Regions from separate parts of the Homo sapiens genome. Here region 2 is linked to region 1. A link is a loop called in an ENCODE intact Hi-C map of the cell type or tissue named here. Cell type or tissue: dorsolateral prefrontal cortex. All regions are shown on one strand.

Region 1 (4,000 bases):
GTCATGGTGGCTCACGCCTGTAATCACAGCACTTTGGGAGGCCAAGGTGGGCAGATCTCAAGGTCAGGAGATCAAGACCATCCTGGCTAACACAGTGAAACCCCGTCTCTACTAAAAAACTACAAAAAAAAAAAAAAATAGCTGGACGTGGTGGCGGGCGCCTGTAGTCCCAGCTACTGGGGAGGCTGAGGCAGGAGAATGGCATGAACCCAGGAGGCGGAGCTTGCAGTGAGCGGAGATTGCGCCACTGCACTCCAGCCTGGGCAACGGAGTGAGACTGTCGCAAAACAAAGAAAAAAAAGAAAAAAAAAGTGGTTCACAAAGTCACGTCTAGTGTGACCCCTCATCAGCACAGACGTACTCCTAGGTGTCCGTTTCTGGGTGAAGTCCTGGAAGCAGATAAATGTTTGCAGAGGTGATCTATGTGTGGTGGGATTAAAGAGATGAATATATTTTACTGTTTTTTTAACATTTCTGTACTTTCTGATTTTATTTTTTCAGCATGAACAAACAAAAAAAAGCCGGATTTGGACAAATAAAAAGAAGTGCATGTCAGCCCGAGTGTCCTGAAACATGTTCCTGTATTAGAATCTCCAGGAAAGCTGGGGCCCCCACTCGCCACTACCTCAGGCTGGGCCCGCAGTCACGTGCTTCTCCCTACAGGAGGGTTCTGTGTCCTGAATTCCCAAAGGGTGCAGCTGTCCCCTTGTCGCCTTGTCTGTGTTGATGGTTCCACACTCTCTGGTCAGCCACCTGCCCCGCCAGTCTCTGCTCGCCCATGGATGGGGATGACCACTCTAGCTGTGAGGGTGGCTTCCCGGGCTAACCCTGCTGCTGCTGCCCATTGCTTCCAAGGCTGGGATATCACTTGGGGTTTGGGGTGAGGGGACAGTAAGGGGGAGCCCTGGTTGCCCTTTCCAGGAGAATGAGTATTTAAGTGCGGAGTTGTTTATTACTTGACTTCAGCAGAGGCGCCATGGTCGGGGAAACGCTTCATGTGCCTTGGGTTATAGGGCAAGTCCCATCTGTCTGCCTTGAATTTCGGTTTGGAGAATCTGTAAGCTCCACACACGTGGAAGCGTCTGTGCCCCGGGTGTGGGTTCTGATCTTGGTTGTGTTCGTGGCTGGACGCTGTCCTTGAGGCCACCCCTTGGCACCCTTCACAGAAGACAGTGGGGGTCGCCCTTCCCTGGCTGACCCTCCAGAACCGCCAGCCTCCCCTACCTCCCTGTGAAACCAGGGTACAGGGCAGGAGCCTGGACCTCTTTACAGTTGCCTTTTCTCTCTCTCTGTCCCTTCTCCATCTTCCGAGCTCCTACTCGCCCTTCAGGACCCAGCTCGAATGCCCCATCTCTGGGAGGCGCCTTCAATCTTGGGCTGCCCCTTCCGTCACACCCCCTGTCCCCTGTCTCCTGCCTCCCCTTCCTCCTCACACAAAGCCACCCCCGCCTGTTGGTGGCCTGTGTCTCCGCTGGCCCAGGGCTCTCTTGCCGTGGCCACCGTGGGTTTTGGCCTCGTGACCCAGTCCATGCGTGCACAGCGCAAGTAGCTTCCCAGGACACCGATTTCCTCCCCGGCCGCAGCTGCTTCTGGTCCTCTGCCCACTCCCGGGTTCTGCGCCTTCCTGCGCCCCCGGCCTGGCCACAGCTCGGTCACCCCAGAACCACCGTGTGCTGGGGATTTGTCACGGGTTTGTCCTGACGTGTGAGGTCCAGCCGGGGTCCCCATAGCCTCCCTGTCCCCGTCCCTGTCCCCGTCAGGCCTCCTGCTGCGCTGTGGACAGTGGCTTGGCGCCATCTGCTGGGCTGGTGCCTGTGGTGCCGCCAAGCGCAGGAGGGACCCAGCGGCTCCAGGTCTGTGGGAGACTTTAAGTTGGGGCCGAATGTGGTGCTCGCTGCCGACGCAGAGCCCCCAAGCTGGACGGGACCCCTGGCCGTGCGGCTGGGAACACCTGGGGTTGTCCTACCTTTGCAGGGACAGCGAGCCAACCCCTGCTTGGAAGGAGCACTTTCCCCACCGAGGCCGGCCCAGGGCGCGTGCTGAGCAGGTGGGTTGAGTGGGTGGAAAGAATGCAACCCCTGGTTGTGGGACATGTTGAAGCCCACCCCAACCCCTCCAGTACCGTCCTTCTGTCCCTCCACTTGCTGGGGCTGGGGGCCAAGGATGGGGTCACTGTGGGGACTTTATCCAGCTGGTTGACTTCAGGGTCCTGGCAGGGAGTGGCTCTTGCTGCCAGGACAGTAGAGGCCTAGAGAGTCCTATCTCTGACACCAGCCACCTTGCAGGGTTCGGGCCAGGGAAGGGGAAGGGATGGGAGAGAATGGAAACCTCCAGAGTCATTTTAACTGGTCGTTGGACAGAGCCAGTGCGACTTCAAGTTCAATGACAAACCCCCTCTCCATGTCTCTGGGGTGGGGTGGGGCCTGTGGCCCCACAGAGCTGAGCCACCCAGGAGGCCAGGGAAGGAGACGCAGTACACAGGAGGCCAGGGAAGGAGACGCAGTACACAGGAGCCCAGCATCCTCTCAGCTGCATGGACATCTCTACCCAGACCCTTCTGCAGCCACCTCCCCACTTACCCAGCAGGAGACCAAGCCAATCCTTTTCTGCGAAACTGTGCTGGCTTCTGTGACTGTCCTGCAACCAGATAGAGGCCTGAGGGACTCTGCACAGTTTCTGGGCTGAGGCAGAAGAAGCCCCATGGCTTCCCCTCTGCCTCCTGCATGCTGCCTTTTAGCTCTTAGCACCTGCTGGGAGAAGCTGGCCCCAGCGTGGACAAGCCTCCAGGAGACCGGAGCACCCACCGGAAGGAAGGGAGGGAGGGAGGGAGGAAGGGCCATGGAGGTAAAACGAAGTTATTAGGGTGGGCCCAAATCTGACTGGTGTCCGTAGACAAAGGGGAGATTAGGACACAGACATGCACAGAGGGATGACACCGTGAGGACACAGGGAGAAGACGGCATCTGCAAGCCCAGAAGAGAGGCCTCAGGAGGACCCAACCCTGCCCACACCTTGATCTTGGACTTCCAGTCTCCATGACTGTGAGATGGTAAATAAATGCATGCTGTTAAGGCCACGGAATCTGTGGTCCTTTGTTACGGCCGCAGGGCAAGGCAATCCCAGGGGTACTTATTGTTTGAAGGCATCCCATTCTGGATGTTCTCTGATGGGGAGTGATGGGGAACTGTGTACCAGGCACTCCACTGAGCATGGCAGGGGCCTTGGTCACAGCGACCTGGGAAAGTGTGTTGTGGCTGTCCCTGTTTACAGGGGTCAGGAGGTGCAGCAACTTGCTCGAGGTCACTTGGGCCATCAGGTGGGGGCTGGAGGGCAGCACTTGGACCAGGGCTTTCTGTACCCTGTTGGTCTGGACACAAGCTCCCCATGGTGTCCTCTTCGGAAGGATGGGGAGCAGTGGGCCCCTCGGAGCCCCTGCGGGAGAATCCCCTTCCCTGACGGAGGCAGACACTCAGGTTAGGGAGAGAGTGGGCAGCCTCAGAGCCCAGGTCCTCCCCTCCCTGCGGTCCCCTCAGCCTGCCGGCACTGTCCAGATCTTTCTAAGCCCGGCTACATCACTCGGTCTCAGTGCTGAGTGCTGGGTGCAGAGGCCCCGCTGCCTTTGCCATCTCAGGGTCTTTGTTACTTTCATGCTTGTGCTTTCTTGTCCAATCTCTCTGGAGCTCAAGCTCTGAAAGGAGGCGCCCTCCTCTGTTTCCCTGAGTTCCTGGTACCTGGCAGGCGGTAGGGCTCAGGGTGTACTTGCTTGGTTGGTTGGATGGTTGGTTGGATATGACTGGTTGGTTTGATGGATGGATGGTTGGTTGGATGGTTGGTTGGTTGGTTGGATGGTTGGTTGGTTAGATGGTTGACTGGTTGGTTTGTTGGTTTGTTGGATGGTTGGTTGGATGGTTTGTTGGTTTGTTGGATGGTTGGTTGTTTGGTTAGATGGTTGGTTGGCTGGATGGTTGGTTGGATGGATGGTTGGTTGGTTGTTTGGATG
Region 2 (4,000 bases), 420 kb before region 1:
ACCATCCACACTTCTGGGTCGCCCAGAACCAGGGGCATCTTGTCCCCACCCCAGGCCACCATCGTCCGTGCTCTTCCTCCCGCTGAGCTCTGCCGGGCACCCTCGGAACCGTCTGTCCCTTCACCTGGCCCTGCCCAAGCACCATCCCCGCTTTATGCCCTGGGGCCCCAGCTCGACCCCTCACCTCACACTCTCAACAGGTTTCTGCGGGATCGCGGGGGTCCTGCCCATCCAAATTCAGAAAGCTCCGGCGCCAGGTGTTTGCTCACCTCCCCGCTGAACTCCAGGAGCCGCCCTGCGCTGGGCTTGAGTCCCCCAGTACATACTTTTGGGGGGATGACGGAGGGAAGGGGGAGGTGGAGACCCTTCCTCTTTCACGGAGGTTGCGGGGGGCCCTCAGGGAAGCAGAGGGGACGAGGGTGGGGGGTGAGGCTGGACTGTTGGGAGGACATCCCTGGCCTGGCTCGTGCTGAGGTCGTAGCGGGAGGAGGTGGGGTGGGTGGCAGGGGCTCTCCTCCCGAGAGGGGAGGCAAGAAGGAGCCCGGGCAGGTGCCACCACACGGGGACGTCTGTCCGGGGTGCCCCAGTCTCCTGTGGAGAAGGCGCGGCTCTGGGCCTCGGGCTGGCATCCTGGACTTTGGGCCAAAGATGGGTGAAGGGTGTTTGGAGCAGAGGGAGGTTATGTAATATAAGGTGGTGTCTCCATCCCTGCTCCGCCCAGCCTTGGCTGCAGGTCAGACATGGAGGAGGACGGGGTTGGAGAGGAGGGCAAAAGCTCTCGGGGACCTGGGCCCCTCTCCCGGCCCTGCCCCTGGCCAGGGAGGGATGGACGGGCTGGCGATCTGGGGCTCCTCAGTGGCAGAGTGGGGCCAAGTTTTTGTTTCCCTAAAGCCCTCGGAATGTCATCAAACCTGTGACTCTCCTGCCGTTGACAACACGTGTAATTACTGCTAATTAATCACAGATGCAGATGGTGCGGCCTCTCAGTTTTTTCTGAGTTCCCCAGGCAGGAGGGCGTTGGCAGAAAGGCCACCATCTTGCCCCGGCGGCACCCGCCCAGGGGTGGTGGGACCCCGGCAGCAGCACCGGCCAATCTAGGGACCTGAGGAAAAACCCCCAAGATGCCCACGAGCTGTGTGGCGGGGGCACAGGCTGAACCTCTGCTGGGGACTTAGCATCCTAGACTTCCCCGAGTGTTCCCCACCCACCCCTCAAAAGCATCTGTGTTCAGCCTGCTGCCTCCTGGAGAAACAGGGAAGGACCCTCTGGAGAGACACTGGGGAGGCCAGGGACCACAAAGTACATGGCATGCGCCCTCCAAATGGACCTGGCCCTCCCCCTGGCCCTCGTGGGCACAGTCCTGGCTTAGTGAGGGGCCTGGTCCACCCTGCAAACCAACAAAGCTCTGGGGACAGAAATCGCAGTTCTCCAGAGCTCTGTGTGAGGCTGAGCCAGGGTGACGCATGTGTAACAGTGTGAGCACGTGCACGGGAAAGGGGGCCCGCAGGGGGACCCTCTGCTTCCTAGTCTTTGGCCTGCAGCATCTTAAGTTGGGGCCCCTCCCCACCCGTCTAAAGGTGCTGTGTGTGCCCGTCTGGGTGAGAGCACAGGGCGGGGTGCAGTCATCCCCCTCCCCCAGGCCAAGCCCAGGATGTGGCGCCCACCCACAGATGCCGCAGCCTGCGGGGGGTGTGGGGGCGGGGGGGCGGGGAGTCGTCTTGAATCTGGCTTGTGTTCAATGACCAGTGTTGACCACGGCAGAGCAGCACAAGCGGGAGGTGCTGACGGTCCCTGGGCGCAGCGGCTGGACGCTGGCGGTCCGAGCAGCGCATGTGCCCTGCTGCCCGCCAAGGACCCAGAGCCCCCTGAGCCCCCGCCCACCACGGAGCCCTCCCAGGGGTGTAGGGCCCGGTGGCGGCGCGCTTGGGCTTTTCTAGCCATTGACGAACCCCGTCCTGTTTTTCGGAGTTTTGAGGGCTCAGAGGGCCGCGGCGGGAGCGGATCGCCCTCCCTACCCCGCACCCCCGTCCCAGCCTGGGCCAGAGCCGCCGCGGGTCCCGGCGCGGCCGGCAGGGGGCGCGCGCGGACAGACGCCTGCACCCGACCCTGGAACTGGCGTCTTTTCCTCGCTAATCTGCGAGGAAAAAAAAAATGTTTTTCAGGGCAACGCGAGGGAAGAAGGTGGCGGCTCCCACTCGCTTCTCCCTCGGGTCGGGTCCGAGCTGCCAGGCCGCATGCCACTCCCTGACGGGGCGCGGACCCCGGGGGGCGTCTGCCGGGAGGCGCGCGGCGGGGGCTACACCAACCGGACCTTCGAGTTTGACGACGGCCAATGCGCCCCCAGGTACAGTCTGCTGCGCCCTCCCCACGCGGGGAGGCCCCGGTCTAACCTAAGACCCCCAAGTTCCCCCTCAGGCTCCCGCACCCTCCAGGACCCGCCATTCCCAGGGCCATCCAACTTCCCCAGGACCCGCGAGTGCCCTCCCAACCACCTTGGGGAACAGGGGCGCCCCTCAGGGTGGGCCGCACTAATCAGCAGGTGCCGAGGCAGCAGCGTCCGTCCCCATCTGTCCTCGACCTGGTAAGAAGCTGGGGGGAGCGGCCGTGGCTACATGGGGGTCCTGAGCATCTCCCAGGTGTGGGGAGTGGCAGGGAGGCTGGGGGCGGTGCAGGGCCTTCCATCTCCCCCAGCCCCTGCCCCACCCCAGCTTGGGGAGGAAGGTTCCATCCTTCTTGTGTGGCATGGCAGTGCTCGGCCAGGGTGGGGTGCCCGGCGAGGTTACCCCACACAGTAGGGGGTTTCCAGAGCAACCTTCCAAGGAAGAGTCCCCAGTGGGAAGTGGGCTAAGTGGCTGTCAGATGAGGGCGGGAGTCCTGGGTTCTGGTCACTCCTCGTTCCCCGCTGGCCTATCCCTGGGAGGAGAGGGCCAGTTGAGAATGGCATTCAGGTGACCTGGAGCTAGCTGTTCCCTGTGCAGTGTCCTGGGATGCCATGCGTCTGCCGTCCACCCAGTGACCAGTGCAGAGGCACGGACCGGCAGCTGAGTGGGACAGTCCTGAGCGGAGGTTGCCCCAGGGTCCAGGTTCCCCATCCTCTCCCCCATCCCTCAGCTCTTGAAAACAGGCAAGTCTGCCCCTCACCCTGTCCCCAGAGCCAGACTCCAGGGAACCCTGGGCAGAGCCGGTCACTGCCTTGGGCGAACCCCTCCCCACCAGGACAGAGCCCTTTCTTCTGGATCCTGCCCAGTCTCAGGCTGTCCTGAGGCCAGAGAAGGGGGTGGAAGAGCATACCTGAGAGCGGGAGGCCTGGTGCGGCTGCCTGTTTGTTCTATGGGACTCAGTTTCCCCGAGTGTAAAATGAGGAGGTAGGGCGGATGGTCTTTAAGGGCTGCCTCTGGTGAGGGACCAGGCTGGAGAGGAGGTTCCCAGAATCAAGAGGCAGGCACAGCACCCACCTGGCACCCGGGGGAGTCCGGGGTACAGCGTGTGTGAGGAGCAGGTGCTCTGAGGGTGGACAGTGACTTGGTGATGTCCTTGGGAAGTGGGCACAGCCTGGACGTGCTCTGAGGGACTATCCGGGGGATGCCTGTCAGGCACAGAGAAAATGACCCCAAGGGGGTCCTGGATTGCCCTCATCTTTGTGGGCTGGCCGGCCCCTACCATCTCCCTCCCCAGCCTAGCGTTGCCCTCCCTGGCCATTCTGCTGGAGTTTATCACCTACCCTGCTGGGCCTGACCTGCTCCAGACGAGCCGGCAGGACAGTGTCCTCAGGGTCCAGCCTTTAGCTCCAGGCCTCATCCTCCGGGTCCTTCCAGACACCTGTCTCTCCCAATTGGCCCTGCCCACCGGCCCGGGACAGCTCCTCCTCCCCGCTGGACTGAGCTGGCCTCCGTTGCAACAGAGATTCCCTGTCACACTGCAGGCAGAGCAGCCGCCGGCAGTGGAGGGATGTCAGGCGTCAGGCTTGGGGAGGGAGCAGGACCTGGGCTTGGCTGGGCTC

Evidence for each region. Peaks named below come from ENCODE experiments on the same cell type or tissue, not always from the same donor. Only the 100,000 strongest peaks of a DNase experiment are listed, where the experiment ranks them.
Region 2: a loop joins it to region 1, with 5 times the contacts of the local background. A loop is called at or near these places in 23 of 110 quality-filtered maps.

The regions. Positions count from the first base shown.
Region 1 is chr9:136,121,285-136,125,284 of GRCh38, forward strand. It overlaps LOC107987142 (a long non-coding RNA gene), which reads left to right. Exons shown (of 2, transcript NR_165242.1): 2 at 502-3,081. Among named protein-coding and RNA genes, the nearest start is that of TMEM250, 4.4 kb to the left of the region's middle. In dorsolateral prefrontal cortex, CTCF peaks have their summits at 1,795 (motif pointing left) and 2,003; a DNase peak (open chromatin) is centred at 1,797; H3K4me3 peaks cover 774 bases.
Region 2 is chr9:135,700,025-135,704,024 of GRCh38, forward strand. KCNT1 (potassium sodium-activated channel subfamily T member 1) reads left to right here and starts at 2,161. Exons shown (of 31, transcript NM_020822.3): 1 at 2,161-2,344. The coding sequence starts at 2,235. It also overlaps a transcript of SOHLH1 not described here. RefSeq lists a silencer at 1,960-2,089. In dorsolateral prefrontal cortex, CTCF peaks have their summits at 2,075 (motif pointing right) and 2,274; a DNase peak (open chromatin) is centred at 2,067; H3K4me3 peaks cover 1,858 bases; H3K27ac peaks cover 2,424 bases; H3K27me3 peaks cover 1,624 bases.